5 separate regions of the Homo sapiens genome follow, and regions 2, 3, 4 and 5 are each linked to region 1. The links are chromatin loops, found by intact Hi-C in ENCODE. Cell type or tissue: heart right ventricle. All regions are shown on one strand. Region 1 overlaps MTSS2 (MTSS I-BAR domain containing 2). Region 2 overlaps VAC14 (VAC14 component of PIKFYVE complex). Region 3 overlaps VAC14 (VAC14 component of PIKFYVE complex). Region 4 overlaps VAC14 (VAC14 component of PIKFYVE complex). Region 5 overlaps VAC14 (VAC14 component of PIKFYVE complex).

Region 1 (4,000 bases):
CTCCTCCCTGCCCCTGGCCCTGGCCCTTGGCCAGAGGGCTCCCGCACCTGCTCGCTGGCGGGAGGCAGTTTGTGGGGTTCTGCTGTCAGCACCACCAAGTCGTCGATGATGCCCTGCAGGTGGGTGATCTCTCCCAGCATGGTCAGCTCTCCATTCTGAGGAAGCAGCGAGTCAGACCTGCTGGCCCTATCGCCCACCTGCCCGCCTGCCCAGCGCCCCTGGAGAAGCAGCAGCCCTTGTCGGGCCTCTCCTCTCTCACCCCTCCTCGCTAACCAATGCTGCTCGGGGCTGGTGCAGGTGGGGCCCACACAGCCCAGAGGGCTGGCATGATGGTCTCTCCAGACCAAATCAGTGCATGGTGAGCTATGAGACCTGCCTTTGGGCCAGGAGCATGTGGCCTTGATGCCCCCAGCCAGGGACTGCTGAGAAGTGACCCTTCTTGGAGGTCAGAAGGTCAACCCTGGGCCCAGCCCACCCCTCTGGGGTCTGAGTCCCCAGGAGTCCCACCACCACAGGCTGCAGGAAGGTGATGAAGGTGCAGAAGCGGCCCCGCTCCTCGATCAGCGCCCGGCGCACGGCCTGCTTCTCCGTCTCCTCCAGCAGCAGGTACATGTCGTTGACGTCCTGCAGGGCACTGTCCAGCTGGGGCTGCAGGTCTCCTTTCCCTGGAGGGGTGGGGAGGAGAGGCCTTGCTGGGGATGCCAGCCTGGCTTGCCACACCCACAAATGGGCTCAGACCCTGGTGGTGGCATCTCTCGGCCGTTGGGCTGGGTGTTGCCCTGGGGCCAGGGGACTGCGGAGGGCAGTGAGGACTCTGGGGCTTGTGGAAGGGCTAGTCCCACCAAAGCAGGCAGAGAGGACAGACACACACACAAGAAAGAGGCCAAAGCTGCAAAGCCACGCTGGATTGGGGCATCTCCGGGGGAGGCTCTTGGCGCCCAGGAGCTCTGCCAACACGGAGACTCGCTGGCCTCCACCTGGGGTACCCTCACTGACCCGGGATGGCGCCCCTCACCTCACAAGGTCCAGGGAGGTGGGGCAGAAGCGGGACAAGAGAGAGTGTGGGGCTCAGCTGTAGGCCAGGCCACAGGGGGCGGGGGCCAGGAGAGCTAGGGCTGGGCCTTGGAGGCAGGGAAGGGGTCTCAGTGTGGGTCCCCACTCAGCTCAGGGAGCAGAGCACACAGCAACAGCGACACAAGAAGCAGCAAGAAAGAGAGAGGCGAGAGGATGATGCAGAGGAGATGATGAGATGGCAGGTGAGGAGGTGACAAGTAAGGACGCAGGCCAGCCTGGTGGGGGCGGGGCAGCCAGGGCCTGTGGCCCCCATCCCGCCCTGGCCAACCCCTCCTGGCCTGGCAGACTGACCCAGCAGTGGCCCGGGACTCATCCCTGGCCAGGGACCCCGGGGGCCCCAGGGGGACTGTGCCCCAGGCCCCTCCCTCGTGGACCGACCGCCTTCCTCGCTTCTCCTTGGCCTGGAGAGGTTCCTTCCAATGGCCCTGAGCTGGGGGAGACAGACAAATGCGACAAGGACGGGAGGAGCAGCTGGAGGGACCGACATTTGACTTACCAAGTAGCTCTACAGGAAGGATGTGGGAGGAGAGGAGGAGAGACAGAGAAAGAAAGAATGTGTGAAAGACGCCGGATGGACAGAGCCACTCCTGGGGCGGGGGTGCCTGGGCCTCCTGCTGCCTCCCATAGGGAGGTTCTGGACCAGGTTTGGGGGGAAGGGCAGCTCCCTCTGTCCCACCCAACAGGTTGGAGGGTCCTGTGTCGGGGACAGCGCCCCTCTGGCTGGGATGAAGGCTTTGGGGCGCCCCACGGGGCGGTGGGGCTGTGGAGCGGGGCCGTGGGGCTGTGGCTGGGGGGCCGCGCCAGGCACTACCTTTGCGCGCCTTCTTCTGCAGCTTCAGCGTGTCCGACGACTTCTTTTTGATCTCATGCCGGGCTCGTTTGTACTCTGCAGAAGGGGAGAGCGGAGCGCTCTAATGGGGTCCCTGCGGAGTGGGGGGTGGGAAGCCCGGCTCCGCGCCACCCTCACCTTTCGCGTGGTCCTTGTCCAGCTGGTTGGCCGCCTTCTTCCAGTCCTCGATGCGCTCCTGCAGCGGGTTGATGAGGCTCTCCAGCAGTGCGCTGCGGAGGGCGGGCGGGAGCGCAGGTCAGGGCCGGGCTCCCCCGCGACGCCCCGTCCCCCCGCCCCCCTGCCCGCCCGCAGCGCCCACTCACTTGGTGAACTGCCGCAGCTTGGTCTCGATGCTGCGGTGGCGCATGCACATGCGTGTGAGCGCCGAGCCGATGTCCCTCGTGGCCCCTGGCGAGGCAAGCGCGGGGTGGGAAGGGGCCCGCTGGGGCCTGCGCAGTCCCGGCCTCGGGCCAGGAGGGGGCGCCCCGGCCGCGCAGGCGGAGCCCGCAGCCCGCGCCCTGCCCCCGCCGAGCCGCAGTCCCGCCGGCCCTGGGGGATTCGGGGCCTCCTCCATCTCCACCAGCTCTTCCTCCGCCATCCCAGCCGCGCCAGCCTCCTGCGGCGGCCTCCCCTCTCTCCCAGCTGGGAGAGGCCGGCGCCAAAGACCGTTCCAGGAGCCGGCCAAACGACCCTCCAGGTGTGCCCAGATGCAGGTGCGGGAGTGTGAGCACGCCCAGGGCCCGAAGGAGCGGGAGCCCCAGGTCTCTGCCACTCGGACCAGAGGGCAGAGGCGGCGCCAAGCCCAACGGCGCGCTCACCTGACCCTGCGTGCTCTTAGAAGGACACGAGGGCATGAGTGGGAAGAAGCCCTAAGGAGAATCTCTGTGCTGGGGGGTCACATGAACAGCCCACAGCAAAAAGGGAATCCCCGGGGAACACTCCTGTCACTACTTACCCACTCCTGCTTGCATGCCTCTTGTGACGAGGGGCTCACTCTCTCCACAACCAGCCCACTCCACTAAGGAGCAGAACTCAAGGTTCTGGGCTTGGCGTCCCGTCCTTTCCCTGGCCCATCCCCTACTCTTCCTTTCCAGCCTCCAGGCCCACCCTGGGGCAACCCCAACCTCCAGCCACGCGCCTCCCCACCTCGGGTGTTGGTAGCCATGTCAGCCACTTTCTGGAAGGCATCCAGGAAGGCCACAGCAGCCAGCACGGTGGTCCTGGGGAGAGGGACAACGGCATGGATGGTCGGTGGTTGGGCGGGGGGGGGGCCTCTGCCTGCCCCTCCCCTGCTGGGGTGCCCTGGGCCACCTCACCTCAGCTGGGAATGCAGCTTCGTGGCCTTGGAGTTGAAGTCCTCCCAGATAGGGTAGGAGCTCTGCCGGGCAAATGGGAGAGAAAGTGAGCTTCTTGTGGGGTGGTTGCAGGGCTTGACCTGGGCCGGGCTCCCTGCATGCTCCATCCAGACTTGGGGCAGTTTCTAAGACAGCAGCCCTGCCCCATGGAGAGGGAGGCTCTGGGTCCTCTCGGAGGGCAGAGGACCAAGGACAGAGCCATCAGCATGAGGAAAGCCTGTCCCTGGGAACGGGCGCCTTTGCCAAGCCCTCCCTCCCTGACATCAGGACATCCACCCTACAGGCTACAGGGGGCTCACATCCTCCCTCAGGGGAAATGGAGCAGGAAGTGGCAGGTCCTGTCCCCTCGGGGTTTCCCAGGGGCCTGGCAGGGGATCTGGGCTGAGCCCAATGAGAGGCATCGTGTCTCCCGGACATGTGCCTAGGACACTGGCACTGACCTGCCCACCAGGGGCAGAGGCACAGTGTGGAGGGTAGGGGGTGGCAGGGCTGAAGGCACACCAGGTGTAGACTGGGGCCTCCGGGGCCCCTGCCCTGTGTCCTGGAAGCTGCCATCCCAGGCCAGCAGCAGTGGCTCCCAGGGCCGAGGAGGCTGTGGCTGCTGCAGGGCCCAGCTAGCCTGCCTGGGACAACCAGGCCCTGGGCTGAATGGGGCCTTGTGCGGCCAACAGAGCCACCTTTCTCCACCCCCTGCTCCCCTCCCCTCCTGGGGAAACAGTGTGGCCTTTATCCCAGCCTGGCC
Region 2 (4,000 bases), 67 kb after region 1:
CCATGGTCCAGCCTAAGACCCGGCACTGGCACTAAGGCCCCTGAGGCTAGAACCTTCAGGAGAAGACTTACCAGAGGTGTTCAGTAGGCCGGCTCTGCCAGGGGTGGGCACCTGGAGCTCTGAGTGGCTGGCCTGGAGGTCAGGGCCATCGAGGGGGCCTGGGTCATCCGTCTGGCCTGCGGGGGAGGAAGCGATTTCTGCCAGCACCTCCAGGTCCTTCAGGATCACCTGGGGAGAGAAGCGGGGCAGGAGGGATGAGCTCTCCGCTGAGAGCTGTGCTGACCTGGGCAGAGGTGCGGTTGGTGGCACACAGCCACCTGCAGGGGTGGGAGGGGTCTGCAGATGACAGCAGGCTGGGAAGAGCCACTAAGGCCACAGCTGGGGCATGCTCAGAAAAGTGAAACAAAGTATCCAGAATGAAGGGAACACAGACTACAGTGAATGGGGCCTCTGGAGGAAGGAAACTGGAATCTGAGGTTCGGAGAGTCAGCTTCCCCACGATCCCTCTCTCGGGTCCCTTGAACAGGGCTCTGAGGGTCCCCAGGAGTCCCAGGACTCAGGAAGCAGGGCGTTATCTGCACAGTGTGCACTTCAAGGCCCGCAGGCTGCGCAAGGCTCCCAAAGTGCCCTCCAGACCATGTTCTATTGTGTGCGGTAGCCACGGCCCCACCCACCATTGGGCCACAGAACAGCTGCTTCTGCAGAGGTGACACCAGGCCACTGCAGACCCTAAAGCGTCCTCCACATTTGGCGTGCTACTCTGGTCTCCAAGGTAAAGGACTTCCTAATGTCCAGACATGTCAGGTGGTCCTCGGTGGCTCTAAAGTGTCCCTGCACAGATGTGGGTGGGGTGAGGCCCCAGCCTGACCACCTGCCTGCTGAGTTCTTCCGAGACAGAGGCAGAGTGGGGCGTGGGACCAGTGCTGAGTGTGAGCGCAGGTCAGCACTGTGTCACAATGTCCCCAGGGCTGCTCTACAGCCCCCGTATCCTTAGAAGCTGCCTCTCCTCGCACAGCACCCATCTTTGCCTGGCACCAAGAGCTGGCAGGGCGGCAAAGTCCAGCCTACCACTCTGCTGCAATGGGCAATAGGGAGAGGGGCCACGGACCTGCCCTGTTGGGAGGGGCTTCAGTGTGTGTGTGTGTGTGTGTGTGTGTGTGTGTGTGTGCGCGTGTGCGCGCGTGTGCCTGTGTGCATGCACCTGCCCCAGGGGCTGCTGAGGCTTCCTGGCCACCTTCTGCTGGCTGTGTTTATCCTGCAGGGAACTCCTCACACTGCAGGTGGTCGCCTGCTCTTTCTGCCCCTCACTCCTCTCTTGCTCTGGGCTAGGGACTATGCCTGTCCCCCCAAAAGGTGTATCTCCAGGACTGTCCCTGCGCCCAGCAGATGCCCAACAAACATCAGTTGACTGGGTGGTTGCCTGTGCCTCTTCCTGGGCTACTCTGAGCCCAGGCCAAGAATAACGACGGCAACCGGGGCTTCAGCCCTGGACCAGGGAAAGTGGGACAGAGCCTGATGGGCAGGGCCATGTGGGCCAGGACCGGCCAGGTGGCTGGAATATGGGAATACAAGATAAGGTTAGCACTGTAGGGCTCCTACTGAGGGATTAAAATGTTGTGGAATTAGATGGGGGTAATGGTTGCAAAAAGCTTGTGAGTATATTAAAAGCCAGTGAATTCTATGCTTCAAAAGGGCAAATTTTATCTAGAAAACAAACAAAAAAGATAAGGCCTACCCCCTCAAAAGCCATTCCTGTCAATGCAAACACAGTGCCAGTGCCTCCCCCACACTGCCCAATTGTCACTTCTCCTCCTGGTTCCTCTAGGCCAGCCCTGGCCGGGAACCCCTTTGCTTGCTCACCCATTCCCGCCCCCTCAGTCTTCAAACAGTGTCACGTGTTGGCACGCAATCTCCCAGCCTCATCCAGGCAGGAGCTGGCACTCGCTCACACAGACTCACTCTCACAGACTCCCCTCCTACTGTCCAATTCTGTCCTTCCCTTCATCCCTCTCCCACTCATGGAGACTGGGATGTCTGTGGGCCCCTGGGACCCTGCTCTGTGCCAGCGGCTGCGTTGGGTTCTGGGGCTGTAAAGGTGAGTCACAGCCACCCCTGCCCGTGGCCTGGCACACAGAGTGGAGAGCTGATGAATCCACGTGGCTGAGACACATGGCTGCCACACAGCCCAGTCATATGGCAGGAGCAAGGGGTGCCCCTCCACCCAGGCCAGGAGCCGGGGAGCCCTGGGTGGGTCTCAGCCTAGAAGTAGGGAGGGCCGAGGCCTCTGCTTCCACTGAGGACAGAGCCTCCAGGGATTCTTTGCTTCAGCCACAGAAGAAAGACACAGGGCGGAGGGCAGGATGGGGAAGTGGCACAGCAATGAATGACGCCGCGGTCCTGCCCGATTCAGCCCCTGCACACCTGCCACGGCAGGATGTACAAAGGCCATGCACACCAATGCTTGCTGGACTGTCCAAGCACGGCCAGGGAGGGGACTTGAGACCAGGAAATGGAGGTGGGGGGAGGATGGGGGAATGACTCATCCAAAATTAAACAGTGAGGCAAGAGTCAAGCCAACAGCTCCTCAAACAGTTACCCAGAGAGCTGCCATAGGTATACTCCCACTCCTAGGCAGTTACCAAGAGAACTGCAAACGTCTGTGCACATCAAACTTATATATAAATGCTCACAGCGGCATTTTTCCTAATAGCTACAAAATGGAAATAACCCAAAGGCCCTGCAGTGGAGACAAGGAGAAATGGAACGTGGCACATCCACACCAGGGAATATTATTTGGTAATAAAAAGAAATGAAGTACCTGCTACACGTGGATGAACCTTGAAAACACCTGCCGAGAAGCCAGCCACAAAGTCCACATCCTGTATGATGACTCCATTAACAGGCAAATCCACAGAGACAGAGGGTGGATTTGTGGTCGCCAGGGGCGTGGGGAGGGAGGCATGGGGAGTGACTCCTAACGGGTGCAGGGTACATACAGGGCTTCTTTCTGGGGTCATGAAAATGTTCTGGAATTAGTACTGATGGTTGTATAATCTTGCGAAAAATACTAAAAGTTACTCTATGGTATACTTTTAAAGTATACAATAGAGTCGTTTTTATGAATTTTATGGTATGTGAATTGTACAAAAAAAGGGCGGGGGGGGCAAAACCCTAAATCAGCAACCTAATTCCTAACCCATTTGCTCTTGCTCTGCCCACAGCCCGAGGTGGTGGGGTCTCACCCACTCCCTGGTGTCTCTCGCCTGATCCAGGGGAGAGGAGGAGCACGGTGAGGAGATCTGTGTCTCTTTACATCACTTTGCCCCCTCGCCCCCATGCTGCCCATCCCACCCAGGTCTGTCTGCACAGGGGGACAGAGGCACACACCTCTGGGCGGCCAACACTGGTGGCCACGTGCAGCAGGGGAGGAAAGTGAGGAGAAAGTGTGATCCAGCGGGGCGGCTGGGGCCAGGCCAGCACTCGGCAAGATCCCTGTGCCATGGGGACAAACTGATTCATGCTGGGTATCCGGCAGGTACCTACTTCCCTGTCAGAACAGAGGCCTGGAAAAAGCCACCGAGAGGCCTGGCCTGTGCAAGGTTGTCTCCACCCTTCGAGTGGCTCCAGGGCCAGAGGAGCAGGCTGTCCTCGCTCCCGGCCACAATGAATGCCCTCACTTGTCACCAGTCTCACCTCACAGGATACACACAAGGGAACTGAGACTTGGACAGTCACCTGCTCAAGGTAACAGCGAGTCCACCTCAAACCCAGCTCTGGTCCCCAAACCTGAGCCTGCTGATAACACTACACAGGGTGCTGTGGTCAGACAGTCCTGACATCCAATCCTGACCCTGGACCAGTTAACTTCAACCACACAATGCTCCCTCTCCAGACAGCTGCTGAGCAGCTGCTGTGGGCTAGTCCTGTGCTGGGTATAAGAGACACAAGGCCAGACAGGTCAGGCTCTGCCTTCAGTGAGGTCATGGACTCCCGGAGGAGT
Region 3 (4,000 bases), 59 kb after region 1:
GAGCAGGGCAGTCTTTTCCCAGCAGGGGAGGTGGGGAAAGGGGCCACACTTGAAGGGGCAGGGAGGGCGGGCTGGACAGGGATGGGAAAGGCCTCAGTGCTCAGCAGGACAGGGTGGGGGCTGCTCGCTCTTTCCCAGCCTCAGTGGCCCCCATCGCCCCCAGCCACTCTGTTGATCTGAGCTGCCCTTTGGCTTGAGATGCTCTCTGAGGCAGGGCTGCAGGCTCAGGAGGAGGAGATGGGTGGAGAGAGAACAAGCTCACCCCGGGAGGGTGACTACAGGAGAAATGGGCCCCTCAAGTATGCTGATTTCCGCCTCACTGCTGCCTGCTCTTCCGCCCACCTCCGGCTCTGGCTCATCTGCTCTTGTAAGCAGGGTCCTGGGCTGGGTGCTGCAGGCGCATGAGGAAAGTGGGAGCCGGGACGGGGCAGCTCAGGGCACGCCCTCCAACACTGCGCTCCGAGGACCTCAGCGGTTTTACTCAGGGGTGCCACTGAGGCACAGCCCCCTGTAGATGGTGGGCAGCTGCTGCAGCAGGGGGCGAGGGAGAGGGGGGCCCACAACCCGGCTGTGTGTCTCGGGAGACAGGCTCTCTTTGAGGGGCCCAGGAGAGTGGGATTTCCATTCCCCAATCCTGCAGAGGGCAGGAGCATGAGGGAGAGTGCCATCCCTCAGCTGAAGGCCACTGTGCCTTGTATTTCTGGTTTGGGCAAGTGAGGAGCCTGCCAGCCCCTGGCAGGAAGTGCACGTGACCGGCGGCTGGCCAGGGGCACAGAGACGCACTCCACACAGAAACCCAGGCTGGCGGGGTGGGCGGCCGGGGAGCCAGCCCTGCAGATGTTACTAAGTGAAACCTGATGTGGTGACATGAGAATCCACAGAACGTCTCACAAACAACCTGCCCCGGGATGTTTTGGATTGAGTTTTGTGGTTATGACGTGAAGAAACCTCACATGTCAGGATAAAAATAACCCTGGCTTCAGTACATAACGCGAGTTACAGTTCAACAGAACCAGATGTGAAAACGTCAGCCACCCAGTTCAGGCCCAGCAGGGTCCCTGCTCCACTCCGGCCTCCCTCCCTGCTGGGGTTGGGGTCCATGTGCCCGGACAGCCCGTTGTGGGCTCAAGATCTGCTGCCTGGAGGATACAAGGGAAGGGCCAGAGGCCGCTCAGGGGAGGCAGCACCACCTTCTCCGAGGCCAGCTCCTCTTCTGTGAACCAGGCAGGGCTAAAGAGCATCAAGTCGTGCTTGGCACAGGAAGTGGTCCACAGAAGGGGTGGGTGATGGAGAGGCTGGTATGGAACCAAGAGGACAGGGTGGGGAAGGGGCAGTTTCCCCCAAGAATCAAGTGGCTGGGAGAAAGGGAGGCTGAGCAGGGTCTTGGGGGTGTAGAGTCTGCAGAACTGGAGGGGGTGCACAGCTACGTAGACAAAGGCCGCCGCAATGGCACCAACTCGGGAACCCACTCAAGGGGCAATCACTTTCTCATCTGTGGGCCGGCCTGGGTCGGCAGGACAGGAGCGCCGGAGGCATCAATCATAGCCAGGAGACTTTGCAGCTGCTCAGGTCAGAGCGAGAGAGAAGCCGATGGGATGCAGCAGGGCCCAGTGGGGACTTCCAGCTGACGCGGCAGTGGAGAGGTCATATAGCAGTCTGCCACCGGGAAAGAGCTATTGCTGCAGGGTGAGGGCTGGGGCCAAAGGCAGCGAGGAGAGGGTGTGGAGGAAGGCACCCCCTGCTGGTGGAGCAGGGGGGCTGGACTGCTGGGGCTTCCAACTGGACAAGGGAGGGCCTGGCAGCACGGGTATGAGAGGATGCCATTCTGGGCAGCAGTGCCGGGGGCCTCAGGCTCAGGTGATTGGTGCCCCTGCCTTCCATTATTTTAATAAACTTTCAAAAATAGGTACTGACCCTTACTGGGCACCTGGTGCCAGGGATTCCGGGGTAAGTAAACTTGGCCTGTGTGGCCTGCCATGACGCTATTCAAACTGAGCTGATGACACAAATCACCCAGCACTGGGCGACGCTGAGGAGCCTCCGCATGCACTTCCAGCTGGGGGTCTAAGAGGTCACAGCCAGGAGGGAACAGATGTGAACTTCACCACCCACCCAGGCAGCCTGAGATAAGCAAGTGTGTTGGAACAGAGGGGCAGGAGAAGCTGGGATCTCCAGGGAAGCCTCCCACAGGGGCCCTCTGCACCGGCCTGTAATAACTAGGACACAAGCAAAGGCCCCCTTCACATGCAGGGAGCATTTAGCCTAGCCCTTGCCATGTGGGAGCTCACAGAGCCCCCAGGCACCCCAGCACCTGGTTTATAGAGAGGGAAGAAGTAGCAGTGAGGTAGGACCCTTGTCCGAGGTCACGGGATGGATGGGCAAAGCAGGGCTGTGAATCTAGATCCCTCTGACCCCAGTGCTCGTGATCCCTACTGCTGCTTCCTGAGGCTGGGAGGGGTGAGTGGGAGGAAGGGGCTTCAAGAGAAACAGGTGCTTTCCTGGGGCTGGTGTGGCTGGAGGAAGTGGTGGCGGGCAGCAAATGACAAGAAATGAGGCATTGCCGTGGCCTGAGGCCAGGAAGGGGTCTCTGAAGTCACTGTGAAGAGAGGAGAGATGCCCCCATCACTGCCAGGTTGTGCCCATGGCCTGGCCCCTCTCCTCCTCCCCTCTGGCTGTGGAAGCTTCCAGTGCTGGCGCAGGTGGGATTCCTGAGTGGGGTGAGGAGTGTGGGCTCTCGGGCCAGGCTCCTGGCCCAAACAAGTGGGGAATGACACAGTGCTGGCCTCTCAGAGCTGCTGTGAGGACCCCAGGGGCTCACCCAAAAAGCCAGCACGCGTGAGTGCTCAGAGCAGGGCAGGGCCTAACGTGACCTCAGCCAGTGCTGGCAGCCATGATGATTGTTGCCGTGATTACTGGGGAAAATGGCTTTCTGGCTTTCTGCTAGAACTTGTTTCTGTCTGGTGACATGAAGATGCTGCTGACATTTGGCTACAATACACTGTCCTGGGCTACAAGGAATGAAACCAAATAAGAACAGGTCATTATCACCCATTTTTAGAGCCAGGGATAAAAACACCTTGGACCACTGAGCCCCGCAAGGTATACTGACATGAACAGTTTTTTTGTTTTATTTTTTTTGAGATGTAGTCTCGCTCTGTTGCCCAGGCTAGTGTGCAGTGGTGTGATCTCGGCTCTCTGCAACCTCCACCTGCTGGGTTCAAGCGATTCTCCTGCCTCAGCCTGCCGAGTAGCTGGGATTACAGGCACGCACCACTACGCCCAGCTAAATTTTGTATTTTCAGTAGAGACAGGGTTTCACCATGCTGGCCAGGCTGGTCTCAAACTCCTGACCTCAGGTGATCCATCTGCCTCAGCCTCCCAAAGTGCTGGGACTATAGGAGTGAGCCAACGTGGCTTACGACATGAACAGTTTTATCCCAGCAGCATTGGGCCCCGTGGCAGGCAAAGTCAGGGAAGACTGGGTTTTAGGGGCAAACGTCAGTCCTAGGGTGACCTTTGGCCTCAGACTGACACATTACTGTGCATGGCTAAGGATCCTAAAGGCTGATTGGGTCTCCCCAGGCCTGGCTGCACCCTCTCTGGCAGCATAGATGTCCAGGCCCCGGGAGGAAAGGCATGTCTCTGACAAAGGGCTCATCCCAGAGGCCTCCTCTGTCCTTTGAAGTTTTTTGCACAGGCTCAGGGTACGGCGGGCCCACAGGCCTGTCTGACATCCCTGTCCCCAGAGCCAGCAGGACCTCCGCAGACTCCCCTGAGTGGAGACAGGAAATACAAAAGGAGGAGACACAGGAGATCCCAGGGGTGGGAGACAGGAAAGTGTGGTGTCCCTCAGCCAGCTTCCCTCACAGCTGCCCGCCCAGGCTGCTCCCCATCCTGTTTGCCCCCAGGCCACTCTCTCCCCGATTCTGCGGCTCTGCACAGGTGAGGAATGAGGGAGGCAGGGTGGGAGAAGCCTCTGCCTTCACCGCTCTGCGAGGGA
Region 4 (4,000 bases), 91 kb after region 1:
CTCACTGAAACCTCCGCCTCCCAGGTTCAAGCAATTCTCCTGCTTCAGCCTCCCAAGTAGCTAGGAGTACAGGTAAGTGCCACCACGCCTGGCTATTTTTTTTTTTTTTTTAATTTTTATTTTTAGTAGAGATGGGGTTTCACCATGTTGGCCAGGCTGATCTCGAACTCCTGACCTCAGGTGATCCACCTGCCTTGGCCTCCCAAAATGCTGGGATTATAAGCGTGAGCCACCGTGCCCAGCTGTGGATGTGCATTTTTTTTGGAAGAGGGTCCATAGCTTTCATCAGGCTCTCCAAGGGTCAATGGCCACTCAGAGGCACAGGACTGCCACCACCATGGCAGTTTCCAGCCAGGTGGGAATGCCTTTCTGCCGTGGGAGGAGTCTCCAGTCTGGCCACCACCCTGGGCAGACCTGAACTGAGTGAAACTGGTGGCCTCACGTGGTGCCTTGGGCAAGCGGCGCAGCTGAAGAATCACAGGGTGGGTCTGGCTACCTGGCAACTCTGCACGATCCCACCCGTGTCCAAGCTCAGTCTCACTGTGTCAATACCCGCTGTGGGAAGAAGGTGGTGGGCTGGAGCCCGGGCATGTTGGCTCTGGTTTTACAACTCTGAAGGTGCCCAGCTCTTGAGCACAGCTGGTGACACTGACTGTGCAGCTGCCACGTGGGGATCTCTGTCACCAAAAGTCAGGAAGCACTAGATCATTTGTTCTTGTTTGGTTTTTTAGGTAGGATGGTTTGGATTTTAGGTAGGATTTGGCATTGGCTCCTGAATGACAAGTATAAACCAAAACCCTCGTCCAGTCTAGCACTTCCTGGCCTTGGCACAAGAACTGAGGGCTCCTGTAGGCTCATCCCAGCCGACAGTAGCACAGTCTCCCCAGCGAGGCAGCGGACAGCGGTGCCCCTCTGCAGCCCATGGCTTAAGCCTACCTCTGCCTTCTCCTAGACCTCCCCGACCTCCCCCTCAATCCCCATAGCCCAGATTACAGAGACAAGTCTACAACAGGCTTTTGGCTGCCAGAGGGAGGCTTTTAAATCCCAGATCAGATCCTGCCATTCCCACTTGTGACACTGTCTCCACAGCCTCCAGCGCAAAAGCTAAGCCCTCTGCAGGATACACAAGTCCTCGCATGTCTGTCCAGACCGTTCCCCGAGTTCCAGGACCCAGTACCTGAGTCTGCCTCCCCCTTTCTCCTGGGATGCTCAGAGCCACCTGGAACGAGCTCTTGACCACCCCACCCACACCTGCTCCTCCTTCCAGCCCTGGTGTGCAAATGACACTAGGATAGCGGGGGTCTGGCTCACACCAAATTTCTAGAAGGCAGTCTTTCCCTCACCTCTCTCCTGCCTACCCCATCCCACCCATCAGTGAGTCCTGTGGTTCTCAACACAGAGCTCAAACCCACCCAACTTTCTCCACATGCTGCTCCTCCCCAGCCTGAGCCCCCATCCCCTCTGATGGGGACAACGGTGACAGCTCCCTAGCGGGTCTGCATCCACCGGGCCCCTCCTAGATCCACTGTCCACAGAGCAGCCCCGTTCTTCCTCCCTTCTCGTCCCTGCCATGAAAGTAATACTACTGACCCCACGAGACTCAGACAAAGCTGAAGGATCCGACGTAAAGGTTTAGCACTGCGCTGGGGCCCTGGAAGCCTGGCTATGTTGACTGGCATTAGCTGTTATTCCCAGCCAGTCTTCTCATTGCCTGGGCTCAGGCACCATGGCCCTCCCTTTCTGGTAACTTCACCCCTCACATCAATCACTCCTCTTTCCAGTAACTTCCTGGCTACTTCTCTGCCTCACCACTGGAGTAAATGAATGAAGGTCAGGGACACATTCAGGGGCCAGCTCTTATCTTGGAGCCTACAGGGGTGAGCACAGGCAGGTGCACTGGAACGCGTGGCAGCTATGTGAAAAGGAGAGAATGGCAACATTCGCTGATCTCCTCCATCAACGTAGGGGACTCCTAGTGGTACATTTCATAAACGGCTGCACCTGCGTGCTTGGAAAACATGCTCAGGGTGCTGAGGGATGAGGATAAGTTCACAAATGACATCGATGAGGGAAGAACCCTAGCTAGGGGTCTGGGGGGAAGAGCCTCTTGGGGTAGAGTGCACACTTTCTCTTCATGAGTGATTGGCTCTCCCAGGGCCCAGGTTCACTGTCAAGTTCAGGGGAAAGAAACCCCTGTATGAGACCCACCATCCACTCTAGCCCCAGAGATGCCAAGGTCACCCAAAGAAAAAGTGACATGGGGCAAGTCCAGGGGACTCAGACCAGGGCAGAACCGTTACAGTACCTTCCGCGGGGAGTCCCTTCACCTTGCAGGGAGTATGGAGGGAGCCCCAAGGAAGAGAATTATTTTGCTGCCTGGTCTGCACTGCCCCCATGTGGAAGACTGCGCCATTACAGCTGACCTGGGCGCACAGGAGACAACAGCTCCTGGGGCCGGTGATTTATCCTTAATCTTGGACATGATTAATGACTGCCCATGCTCAGGCTGTCCTTGAACAGACTTCCCCTTGTGGGTCTTGTTGGCCCCCCATCATCCTGGACAAACAGACAGCGATGAGTCAAGGCAACTGTGTCTCACTGCAGTCACCATGTATTAGCTGTACTTTTATTATTATAACTTGCGTTTACTGACCTCCAATAGCTTAATTTTTTTTTAATATTTAAAAATAAGTAAGAACAATCCATTTTCTTTCATTCCTTTTTTTTTTTTTTAAGACATGGTCTCACTCTGTTATCCAGGCTAGAGTGCAGTGGTGTGATCTCAGCTCACTTCAACCTCTGGCTCAAGTGATCCTCCCACCTCAGCCTCCCCAAGTAGCTGGGACTACAGGCACACGCCACCAGGCCCAGATAATTTTTTGTATTTTCAGTAAAAACAGGGTCTCGCCATGTTGCCCAGACTGGTCTTAAACTCCTGAGCTCAAGCGATGTGCCTGCCTTGGCCTCCCCAAGTGCTGGGATTAGAGGCATAAGCCACCATGTCTGGCCCCCAGTGGCTTCTAATCCGCCCTATCTATCCATCAAGCCTGGGTGGGGTGGGCTTGCTCAGTGTCCTTCAGATTCCTTCATCAATTAACTCTTTTGTGTACGAGGGTGTCCCAAAAGCAGCAGCCGCGAGTAGAATTTGCCTTGGGTCATTGCTGTAGTCTCCCGCATCCAGGAAAGATCTAGGCCGCTCGCTTTCCACAAACCTTCTGGCTGAAACAAGCCACTTACCTGGCTGCAGTGAAGACACTGATGCCGCTACTGAAGCTGGAGTCACAGGAACCATCTGGACCTCCTGGGAGAGGAAGAGGAACAAGGGGTCATGAAAGGCTGTTGGCTCTCTTGAATAAACAAGACCCCTGTGACAAGCACACACAGAACTCTCCAGAGCCCCATACCTTGATTCAGGCTCTTCAAAAGGACCATGGCTCTGGAGCCCTGAGGACCCAACCAACGCCCAGTCATTCTCGATAGTCCCCAAGCTTGTAAGTCTGTAGTCACAGTGATCTCACAAGGAGGGGACACCAGTGCTAAACACATCTGTCAAATCTCAGAAGGGATCACTGGCCTGAGGGGAATGGATGTTTAAAATGACAGATAATACCCAGCATCCTTAGCTATCAGGAAAATGCAAATCCAAACCACAAGATACTACTGTACACCCATCAGGATGGCTAAAATAAAAGACAAATAATAGCAAGTGTTGATGAGAATGTGGAGAAACTGGAACCCTCGTACATTGCTGGTGGGAATGTAAAATGGTGCAAGCTGCTTTGGAGAACAGTCTGGCCATTCCTCCAAAGGCTAAACATAGTCACCACATGACTCAGCAGCTCCACTCCTAGGTATATGCCAAAGAGAAATGAAAACTTATGGCCACATGAAACCTTGTATATCAATCATGTTCACATCAGCATTATCTACAATAGCCAAAAAGCAGAAGCAACCCAAATATCTATCAACAGATGAATGGATAAATGAGGTGTGGTATAGC
Region 5 (4,000 bases), 82 kb after region 1:
TGAGAGCCTTCGCAGCGAGCACTGAGGTTAACTTCCATGAGTGAGGACTTTGGTAGGAGAGGACCTGCCTGTCTGGCTGTGTTCCTGCTTAACCTAACAAGCTTTCATAGTCTTGAATCCCAGGGAGCTCCAATTCGAGATCAGGGCTGTTTGGAAATACTTGAAAAATCCTGAGAGGGCACTTTCTAGATATCCTAGAAAGGAAGTTTCAGGAGAAGATGGGCTTTGTCTTGTTCATGGTTGTTTTCCCATTGCCAAGTACACAGCACACCCTCAGGCTCACCAAAGATTAAGCAGGGGACACTTAGGAATGTGATTCTGGAAAGCAACCGGATGGGGTAAGATCAGGACTCATCACTAATGATGAAGGTCCCCAAATCCCTCCTCTAGACAGAAGGGGAAGCAGAGGCTCTTCACTGCTGTTATGGTACCCCTCAACTGTCCCCCAGAGCAGTTTCCACACCCTCCCCAGTGCAGGCCCACAAGACGTGCCCCAAAACCCTGACAACATTTGGCACTTCAGCAAATCGAGTTTCCACAGCCACAGCCTGAACAGCGCTGTTTAATGGACTGCATCTCCGCCTGCTCCCTTTCAATGCGCACACACAAAAACCAATTTCAAGCACAGAAAGCTGGATGGGATTAAACAACTCAGTTTAAAGGACTGAAAACTCAGCTGCTTCCAGTGAAGTCCTAGGGAAGGAACCAATCAGCAAAGTTCTGCTCTTCTTTTTTGTATTGAAATGAGGGCTGTGACTGTGCAGTGAGTCACTCCCAACTCGCAGGCAGAACGGGGCCAAGTCCACCTGGGCCTCGCGCTGCAGGGGGTGGTGCACGAAGAGAGGGTGTGTGTGTGTGTGTGTGTGTGTGTGTGTGTGTGTGTGTGTGTGTGTGTGTGTGTGCATGGGGGGGCGGGGGGTAGGCAGGAGAGGCCAAGGGCATACTCACAGACCATCTGTTTTGGATTTTTCTGGTAATACAGAAAACCTCAGAGGACCTAGAGGTTGATACCTGCCTGTCCATTTCTCTCTTCAGCCCAGGTTCGGGAAAGCAAATTCAGGCTGCAGGACAGCTGCCCGGGCCCCCCACAAGCCTGGCACCAGCCCAGGGAAGACTGAGGAGCCTCACTCCATGGGGACTGGTGAGCAATAGCCCTCTCCCATCCCCCCCACCCAGCCTCATCCACTCTCTGCAGTGTGGGCAGGTCTGTTGATTCACGAGCTGGCTGCCTCATGGAGATACAGCTCTGCCTACAGCTCACAGTGCCTTGGCGCTCAGAAGAGGAAAGTGGGCTGAGGCTCAGCTTGGACCGTCAGCATCTGAGATGCAGCCTGAAGAGCTGGTATGGATGGAGGGATGGGATGCTGCCGTGCAATGGGCACGCGCAGCTGCAAACCCTGCCGCTTGGCTGGGAGGCAGGGGAACCCGGTAAAGGAACACCACGCAATGGGCATGGCTGAGAATGGAGTGTGGAAAGGTGTGTGTGGCTGGGGCAGACTCCTGCCCAGATGACAGGAAGAGCCAGGGGCCCCCTCCACCTCCCAGGCCAGCCTCTGTACTCCAGCTCTCTCAGAGGGCTCACTCCTGCTGCCTGGGATCTGGGTCAGCCTCTCCCTCTGCACCAGCAGCTCTTGGTGGCCCCAAAAAGGCAAAGCTTAAGGGTCCAATTTCAAACTAGAGGTCATAATGGAGTCCAGCTGAAATGAGTAACACAACCAACGCTAACTGAGCGTGCAGCAGGGGCCCGGCCCAGTGCTTAGCATTTTACATGGATCATTTCCCTCTCACATCCCCCTATGGTTACTGCCCTCATTGAACAGAGGAAAACTGAGATGCTGAGATGCAGAGATACTAAGTGTCTTGCCTTTGGGCAGCCTCACTCCAAGCCAAGCTCCCCGCCTGTCCTGTGCTGCCTCCCTTACTGACACTCTGCCCCAGCTGCTCCAGAAGGGACTACAGAAGAGTCCTCACTCCTAAAGTGAGTTTTTTTTTTTGTTTTTGTTTTTTTGAGACAGGGTCTCACTCTGTCGCCCAAGCTGGAGTGCAGTGGCACGATCTCTGCTCACTGCAACCTCTGCCTCCTGGGTTCAAGCAATTCTCCCACCTCAACCTCCTGAGCAGCTGGGAGTACAGGCGTGCACCACCACGCCCGGCTAATTTTTGTATTTTGAGTAGAGACGGAGTTTCACCATGTTGGCCAGGCTAGTCTCGAACTCCTGGCCTCAAGTGATCCACCCACCTTGGCCTCCCAGAGTGCTGGAAAAACAGGTGTGAGCCACTGCACCTGGCCCCAAAGTGAGTATTAAACACAGCTTTACCTCTAGGAAGGATGCACTGTACCAAAATAAGCATATCTCAGTCACTAACAAGGGGAGGCAGGGCAGCCGATGTTCCATAAGTACGGGTGGCGTTGGTGACCTACCTCATCCGATTCATCCGATAACGTCTGCAGTAGGATGGGAAAGAGGCTGTCCGTGTGCCGGAACATCTGGAGGGCAGAGAAGCAGGGGTGCCCGTGAGTGCTCCCTTCGCCCCGGGACTACGTGCAGTGCAGTGTCCCGCTGGTGTGCACGGACCCACTGGTCTGCACGGACCACTTCCCTCCCCGACACAATGAGGGCTCCTCGCAGCACCTGTCACTTCTCTGCCGGCCAGGGTTTCCCTAGAAGGGCAATGACCAAAATGCTACCAACTATGGGCAGGCCCTGGAAAACCAAGGCGGACCCAGAAGAGGCCCCTGGCTTGGAGGGGCCCAGGGCTCACCTTCCGAGGAGTTTTGATGTAGAGGTGGTAGAGCCACTTGAGAACTGCAATCCTGGTCATCATCCCAATGGCCGTGTCACTGAGGTGGCAGTTTAGGACCTGCACGATCCCGTCGAGGTGAAGGGTCACTGGGGCTCTTTCAGTGCTGTGGGTAAGATCGGGAGGGAGAGCAGAGGTGAAGCCCACCATAGCCCTCTCCCATGGAGTCATGGCACCACCCTGGGCCTGCACATCCTGAGTCACACACTGCTAACCACCGTCTAGGGGGATCGGGGGTCAGGGATAACCTGATCCCACACATCCTTGCTGGTCTCCCACCATCCCAGCTCAGCCCAGCCCAGGGGTTTGAAGGGGGCTTCTCTCTCTCCCTTTCCAAAGAAGTTTGGAGCTTGCTGCTGGGCTGGAACCATGATAACCATGTTTTGGGGGATGAGGACCAGTCTGCTGGGCTCCCACTCACTTTTCCTTTTCTTTCTCCAGCACCAGCCTGGCTTGCACAGGAGGAGAAACCCTCTCCCAGTCACTGAGCTGACCTGACCAGGCTCAAGGCATTAAGTTCAGACCCTTTCTTGGAAAAACAAAACCACCAGGTCTGGACTGTATGAGGGAAGGTCCCGATAACAACTGTTGACCTCCGCCAGGCCCTTCACCGGCCATCTGAAGGATGTTTCTCAAGTGAGGTCAGGGATCGAGGCTTGTCATTGTGCCTTGCCACTGCACCAGGGCACTCAGCACATTTGGCCTAGGAGAGACACCCTTGAGAGTTAAGACCAAAATGCGCTCCTTTGAGTTGGGGAAGGGGTAAACACAGCCTCTGCCTATGAGAAACGGATATTGTTCAGGAGGTACTTTTGTTCTGGTGGGCACAGGAAGCCCCCTGGCTTCTGTGGACTGAAGTCCTGCGGGTCCCCAAAGTTCTGCTAAGCAGCCTGCGGGACAGCGGGTGCTGCTGGGAGGCTTGAGTTGGTTTTTTGCCCAAAGCACTGCTCCCTGGCACAGGCTGGGTTTTCAAGGTGGGGGCAGCATGGGTAGAAAAACCTCGGGATATTGGGGAGGGGCTCCCTTCCTACCGAGGCACTACACTGTACTTCCCAAATGGTGCCGACAGGTGCAGGCCAGGGGTTGCATTTTCTAAGGACCTGGGCCAGCAGATCAGTCCCCTGCCGGTATAAAACCGTCTCTTCGTGGCATTTCTAGGCTGCTCAATTATTCATTTGCATCAGGAACTGATGGCTGT

Evidence for each region. Hi-C counts contacts between places; a loop is a spot of excess contacts. Peaks named below come from ENCODE experiments on the same cell type or tissue, not always from the same donor. Only the 100,000 strongest peaks of a DNase experiment are listed, where the experiment ranks them.
Region 2: a loop joins it to region 1, with 2.2 times the contacts of the local background. A loop is called at or near these places in 77 of 110 quality-filtered maps.
Region 3: a loop joins it to region 1, with 2.2 times the contacts of the local background. A loop is called at or near these places in 71 of 110 quality-filtered maps.
Region 4: a loop joins it to region 1, with 8 times the contacts of the local background. A loop is called at or near these places in 95 of 110 quality-filtered maps.
Region 5: it touches region 1 in a loop (3-fold over the local background); 93 of 110 quality-filtered maps call a loop at or near these places.

What each region holds. Positions count from the first base shown.
Region 1 is chr16:70,677,745-70,681,744 of GRCh38, forward strand. It overlaps MTSS2 (MTSS I-BAR domain containing 2), which reads right to left. Exons shown (of 15, transcript NM_138383.3): 2 at 3,220-3,281; 3 at 3,050-3,123; 4 at 2,227-2,311; 5 at 2,042-2,133; 6 at 1,886-1,960; 7 at 1,571-1,579; 8 at 508-665; 9 at 48-155. Among named protein-coding and RNA genes, the nearest start is that of MTSS2, 6.3 kb to the right of the region's middle. In heart right ventricle, a CTCF peak has its summit at 2,350 (motif pointing right); no DNase peak of the experiment used is centred here; H3K27ac peaks cover 1,520 bases.
Region 2 is chr16:70,744,352-70,748,351 of GRCh38, forward strand. VAC14 (VAC14 component of PIKFYVE complex) reads right to left here. Exons shown (of 19, transcript NM_018052.5): 13 at 72-228. Among named protein-coding and RNA genes, the nearest start is that of VAC14-AS1, 8.7 kb to the right of the region's middle. RefSeq lists enhancers at 1,716-2,216, 2,217-2,717, 2,962-3,596. In heart right ventricle, no CTCF peak of the experiment used is centred here; DNase peaks (open chromatin) are centred at 1,933 and 2,483; H3K27ac peaks cover 1,655 bases.
Region 3 is chr16:70,736,841-70,740,840 of GRCh38, forward strand. The region is part of intron 13 of VAC14 (VAC14 component of PIKFYVE complex); the gene reads right to left. Among named protein-coding and RNA genes, the nearest start is that of VAC14-AS1, 16 kb to the right of the region's middle. RefSeq lists enhancers at 981-1,140, 1,113-1,643, 1,545-1,714, 3,467-4,000. In heart right ventricle, a CTCF peak has its summit at 1,756 (motif pointing left); DNase peaks (open chromatin) are centred at 791 and 1,671; H3K27ac peaks cover 2,210 bases.
Region 4 is chr16:70,768,872-70,772,871 of GRCh38, forward strand. It overlaps VAC14 (VAC14 component of PIKFYVE complex), which reads right to left. Exons shown (of 19, transcript NM_018052.5): 10 at 3,238-3,301. It overlaps VAC14-AS1 (VAC14 antisense RNA 1), which reads left to right. Exons shown (of 6, transcript NR_034083.3): 5 at 1-72; 6 at 2,737-4,000. Among named protein-coding and RNA genes, the nearest start is that of TRG-GCC3-1, 7.4 kb to the right of the region's middle. In heart right ventricle, a CTCF peak has its summit at 2,395 (motif pointing left); a DNase peak (open chromatin) is centred at 2,400.
Region 5 is chr16:70,760,118-70,764,117 of GRCh38, forward strand. It overlaps VAC14 (VAC14 component of PIKFYVE complex), which reads right to left. Exons shown (of 19, transcript NM_018052.5): 11 at 2,764-2,908; 12 at 2,423-2,488. It overlaps VAC14-AS1 (VAC14 antisense RNA 1), which reads left to right. Exons shown (of 6, transcript NR_034083.3): 3 at 1,036-1,141. Among named protein-coding and RNA genes, the nearest start is that of VAC14-AS1, 7.0 kb to the left of the region's middle. In heart right ventricle, no CTCF peak of the experiment used is centred here; no DNase peak of the experiment used is centred here.